2 separate regions of the Homo sapiens genome follow, and region 2 is linked to region 1. Evidence: chromatin contacts called from ENCODE Hi-C or POLR2A ChIA-PET data. All regions are on one chromosome and are shown on one strand. Each heading gives the region's core, a stretch centred on a gene start or an enhancer-like site at or near the end of the contact. The rest is flanking DNA. Distances are from core to core; before and after follow the strand shown. Region 1 overlaps CFAP299 (cilia and flagella associated protein 299). Region 2 has its middle 41 kb from the start of BMP3.

Region 1 (2,662 bases), core at 101-2,600:
AGTTTTCTTGTTATTTAGTCAAAGACAGCCAAAAATAACATGATTTTGGCTGAATATGGATACTTTTATGCATTTCTATTTAAAATCAGTTTTAACTTTAGAAATGAAATGTTGCAGACTTTTGTGGATAATGAAGAGCGGGTCCAGTTGGCAGAGCTTGAACGTTTGTGCATGTGAAGTTATACATGGAGTAATAATATTTCTTACTTATAGGAAAACATGACTTCAGTGAACTTCCCCTCTGTCTAGTATAATGTTATGGACTGAATTGTGGGCCCCAAAATTCATAGGTTGAAGCTCTAACCACCAATGTGACCTTATTTAGAGATAGGGCCTTTAGGGAGGAAATTATGGTTAAATAAGGTCATAAGGTTGGGACCCGAATCTGATAAGACTGGTACCAATTTTAGAAGAGACCATGTGAGGTCACAGCAAGAAGGCAGCCATCTACAAGCCAGGAAGAAGGTGTCACCAAAAACGAACCCTAACTGCACCATGAACTTGGACGTCTATGCACCAGAACTGTATAAAAATAAGTCTGTTATTTAAGTTACCCAGACTGTGTAGTATTTTGTTACGGCAGCCCAAACAGACTAATACATATAATATATGAAGAACTAGAAGGACCTAGGATCATTTCAACTAAATATTTATATGTAATCACATTAATATCATTTTTTGTTCATAAAATTCTTCACAGAGGATCCTTTGATGATATGTTCTTTCTTTGTGTAATTTTGCAGCATTCATTCTTAACTGACTCATTCTCATGTAGTGTTTTTTAAAATAGCCATTTGCTATAGGTGATTTTTAAAGTATTTCTCTTCTTGAGTGTTTAGGCTGATGTTTCCTTTGTTTTATAAAAGTTTTAATAAGTCTTGTGTTAAAAAGACATTAAAATTAAAAAAAAAAATCATTTTATTTGATTGAATGTTGCCCAGAAACAGGTTTTAGAGTTTTCTTCTGCCCCAATCACTGTTTTGGGGAAGCAGGCAATTTCTTTTCAAATATTTGCAACTACAAAACAAGACGATGTTCATAGTTCTCATTCTACTTTCAGTTTCATTTGGGTATTCATCTAGTCCTGATTCTGTTGTCTTGAGGGGTCAACTTCTCCTGTCCTGCCCTTACTATCTCATTCTCCAATATTCTAGACTGAAGTAATATGATTTTTTTTAAAAATCCCCTAAAATTTCCTATATATGCTGTTATTAGGACTTTGTCATTCATTGAGGAAAAAAACTAGAAAGAGGAAGAAGTTTTGCTGAGTAATAGACTAATGAGGGCCCTTTGGGACATGTTGAATTTGAAGCATCTCCAGATCACCCATCTCTGGATCACGTGGTTTGGTAAACAGATCTGAAGCTGGGCAGAGGTTTGAGCTGTTGTAAATTGGAAAAGCAAGGGTGGGATGAGATCACTTAGAATCTATGAAGACATAAGAAAGCAAATGAGTATGACTAGCAATTAATAGGCAAATAGATGGGGGTGGGGAAGGGATAGGGAGATAAAACCCAAACTCTGTGTCAGAGAAACATATTGGGGTGGAGGTGGGGAGTGACAACAAAATTGTATTTGTCAGAGAAAGACCTGAGGAGTGCTGGTTTAGCTTTTTATTAACTACAAAGTCTTTGTTGACGTTAGCAAGAACAGCTTAGTGGGGCAATGGGGACATAAGTCTAGCTGTGGTGGGTAGAGGAGTAGATTACTATAGTCTGCTCCGCCAGAATGGTTGCTCATGAAAGGAAGATAAATACAGCAGGAGCTAGAGGAGTATAAAGGTAGAGGGAGGTTTATTTACTTCATTTATTTTTTAATAAGAAGAGAATTGACTGACTATATACTAAGGGGAAAGTGTCAGTGAAAAGGAAGATGTTGAAAATACAAGAGAGAAAACGCATTTATCTTCTCATTTGAGACTATGGTTTTGAATGCCCATTTGTCTTGTACTGCACTAAGTGTTGGGGATCCAAGGTTGGATTAAATTAGCATGGTTACTGCCCTTTGGGAATCCCAGGATGGCCAAAGGATTTAGATTGGTAAATGAGATTAGAATCCAAGCGGAGTCATAAGCCTCAAGAAGAAGGAGAATGAGTTCCTCCATGGAACTGGGGTAAAGTGGTCATGATGAACACAGACATGTTTATAGATGGAGGGAAGTGGGCAGGAGTTTGAGGAAGTTCATACTTCAAGGTCTTTTCTAATTCTGTGATATAGGATGCAAATCCATATGTCCAAGTGAGGAAGTTCATAGTGAAGTGCAAAATAATAATTGAAGAAAATGAGAAAATGAAGCATTATGAAATACAGGATGATCCCTGAATATAACTGGTAAACCACCTAAAGTTTGTAAACCAAAAATAACATTCTAAGCACCTCAACCAACTGAATGGACCACTCCCTTAGCCAAGGGCATTCTAAAGTAAACCTGAAAAACTAGTTCAGGCCATAATGGGAATGGGTGCTCAGACATGCCTCATTATACATTCCTCCCTTGGGAATTCAGGCGCAGATGACCAGCAATTAACACTAAAACAGAGACCTTAAGGCTGACCAAACACTCCTTAGCAGTAAGATACCAACATGACAGACAGCAGGCCCTGAAAGAAATCTAAGTATTTTACCCCAATATATTTTGCCCAAAATATATTTCTTTGACATA
Region 2 (2,662 bases), core at 104-2,603, 530 kb before region 1:
AATATAAAATATGGGAGCTGAGAACATATAACTGGATAGAAAAGATGCCAACAATCTATAGAGAAATTGATGTAAGCTGTTGTATATTTAAAAGATTTAAGAACAAGAGGAGAAAGATGTGTAGGAGGTGGACAAGCTATAGAAATACCATTGTAGGATGCAGGCTCTGATTCTCAGCATTCCAGTAATTAGCACATCTTGACAGGGTGAAAGCGGCCACCCAGTCTCTCTCTTTGAAGGGGCAGAGGTCATTGACAGCTGGTGCTTGGGCCTTTGGGGGAATATTCTGCTTGAGGCCAGCTGGGGGAAATAGATCCCCAGGAAGAGTGGTCACTCAATGATGAGAGCTCTGTTCCTCTTTCTTGTAAACAGTGAACACCCTTGAAGACCCATCTGCACTGTTGCAATACATTCTGCACCTGGGTTTTTGTTTTCTTTGCTGAAGAACAGTCGCCTGGTATGCATCAGGAGTTCCCATCTGTCTCACAGATAGTCATGGAGTTCTTGACTGCATGCATTTTGTCTGAGAATAAGTGGTTCAGTTCATTCCTACTCTAAAACAAAATCTCACCCTGGTCCCAAATCTCAATATTATAAATATTTCAGTGGCAGAATCTGGTTGTAGCAGAAAATGAAAAAATCATATACCTACACAAGACTTAGAAATGGTATCCTTCTTGCTTCGTCATTTAATTAAAGTCTACTACTTCTTCAGACTTCGATTTCAGAATTTTTGGTAAACTGTAGTCTAGGTAAACTGTTTTGGTAAACAGTGTCTAGGAAAACAATATTCCTCTGAAAATTCTAAAACACTTTACATTTGTCACTTGGTGAGAAATGCTGAAATTTGCATTTTAAAATAAAAAAAAATAGAGTGCCAAAAAGTAAAATATTTTCCAATATCCCTTTTAAAAGCCAGAGAAACAAAAGGCAGATAAGTCATGACTCCATAAGCTTTCAAATTCTAATTCTGTCTACTTCTATTTACATTGTCTCTCTGAAGTTTGTACCTGCATGGTTTTGTTGCATACAGAGCATTATACCTTGCCCCAAAGGCATCAACATTTGATTGAGGCATGCACTTTTGCCCTTTCCTCAAGAGAGAGCCAAAGACGTTTCTTGCCATCCCTAGAAACTCTGTCTAGTAACTTATGATGAAAATCTGCCCTGCCCTAATCTTTGGAAGTAGCTAAGCAAAGCTGGGTCCCCTGTTTAGAGCTAAGAAAAATACAATCTAAGGAGAGTTAAGTTGTCTTAACAAACAATAGACTCCAGAAAGTTTTGCTAAACTTGACCACTAGGTGGCAAACTGTCTGGACATAAAAAAGCTGATTCCTGTTCTTTCTTCCTGGTTCTAACAGCATTGGCAGTCGTACAATGTAGAAATCTGATTGAGCATCCTCAGCCATGACACAGTGACTCAAAGTACCTATCCACAGTGAAGGGGGTGTCATTGAAACACTGTTCTAATCAGGTTTGACATATATTGCCCAGTGTGCTTAGATGAACAAAGTAATTACGCGAAGACATAAATGATAGACCTATATATGCTTTACGTAGAATTTTACGTAGTTTGCCTTCTCTCCAAGTATTTTTACTCTAAAAATGGGGAATAATATGCACTTCACAGTATTGCCATGAGGGTAAAATAAAATAACCCTTGAAGGGTTACCTGGTACATACCAGTTCCTCAATAAATATTTGTTAAATATTTGTTCAAAGAATGACTGGATCAGTCAATAAACAAAATAGAAGCAGATATAGGCTTCCCTAAAATGCCTTTACTTGAAGACTACCTTGCCTAAAGAAAGGGAAATTTTAAATGTGCTGTCAAGAAAATAAAGTATACAAGATCCTTTTATAAAATACAAAAATATTTATAGTTTAAAATACACTCTTAAAAAGTTTCTGCTAAAAGGTGACTCACTGTCTGGAAATACTACTAGAAAAGGCTAGGTTATCCCTCCAGGTCTTGGACAAAGGTCTATTGTAAATGTAAGGGGCTGTGGTAATTTGCTCTTACATTTTTTTTTTGTCTTTGAACTATTAGTTTTGTTTGTTTGTTTGTTTGTTCGGTTTTTTTCAGAACACTGGTTGCAGATTGTGAAAAACGAAGTGTAGAATGCTCAGTAGTGTCTAGCTGTTATATAAAAATAAAACTATGGATAATTGGAAGTAGTGTAAATCCATGTCTGAGTATTTTGAACTATTAAATAAGTAGTTTCCATGCTTAAGATAGCTTCCCCAGGCCACATGTGAATGTCAGCCAACCAGCCTCCAGGATTCACATGGTAAGAGGCTTTCATTCTATCATAAGAAAAGCTATATAAATGGAAACAGTAGGACACATACTGAACATGCATTCTTTAGAAACACATTTTCTAAACTCAGTCATGTTCACATACTTACATTTCACTAAGAAAAGTCATTAAAACAAAACAAACTTCTGTACAACATTGTCCCATGTATCTTCACTCTGCAATTTCATTCATTACAGAGAGGGTGCCATTGCAGTATCACTTTTCATGTATTTCAAAGCAATCTCTTAAAATACCTCTCAAGTGAGTCCAAGTAGACATATTTTGGTTTGTTTCTTTGATGACATTTTCCTTTGTTTACCTAACTGCATTTATATACCACCTTATCTATATTTCTCTATGCA

The links. A loop is a pair of places that touch in the nucleus more often than their neighbours do. ChIA-PET counts read pairs that join two places held with the same protein, here RNA polymerase II (POLR2A). Pooled maps may share reads with other maps.
Region 2: a loop to region 1 is called in a map of naive thymus-derived CD4-positive, alpha-beta T cell, with 30 times the contacts of the local background. The contact joins two enhancer-like sites. A Hi-C loop is called at or near these places in 8 of 168 maps with a recorded cell type or tissue (CD4-positive, alpha-beta T cell, CD4-positive, alpha-beta memory T cell, CD8-positive, alpha-beta T cell and 3 more) and 11 of 50 pooled maps. POLR2A ChIA-PET finds 5 or more read pairs at or near these places in 1 of 52 experiments (OCI-LY7).

The regions. Positions count from the first base shown.
Region 1 is chr4:80,461,404-80,464,065 of GRCh38, reverse strand. The region is part of intron 2 of CFAP299 (cilia and flagella associated protein 299); the gene reads right to left. Among named protein-coding and RNA genes, the nearest start is that of CFAP299, 130 kb to the right of the region's middle. Within about 2 kb of position 1,350, at least 4 of the 41 ENCODE cell types and tissues checked have a DNase peak (open chromatin) inside an H3K27ac peak, as active enhancers do.
Region 2 is chr4:80,988,767-80,991,428 of GRCh38, reverse strand. No RefSeq gene overlaps it. Among named protein-coding and RNA genes, the nearest start is that of BMP3, 41 kb to the left of the region's middle. Within about 2 kb of position 1,353, at least 2 of the 41 ENCODE cell types and tissues checked have a DNase peak (open chromatin) inside an H3K27ac peak, as active enhancers do.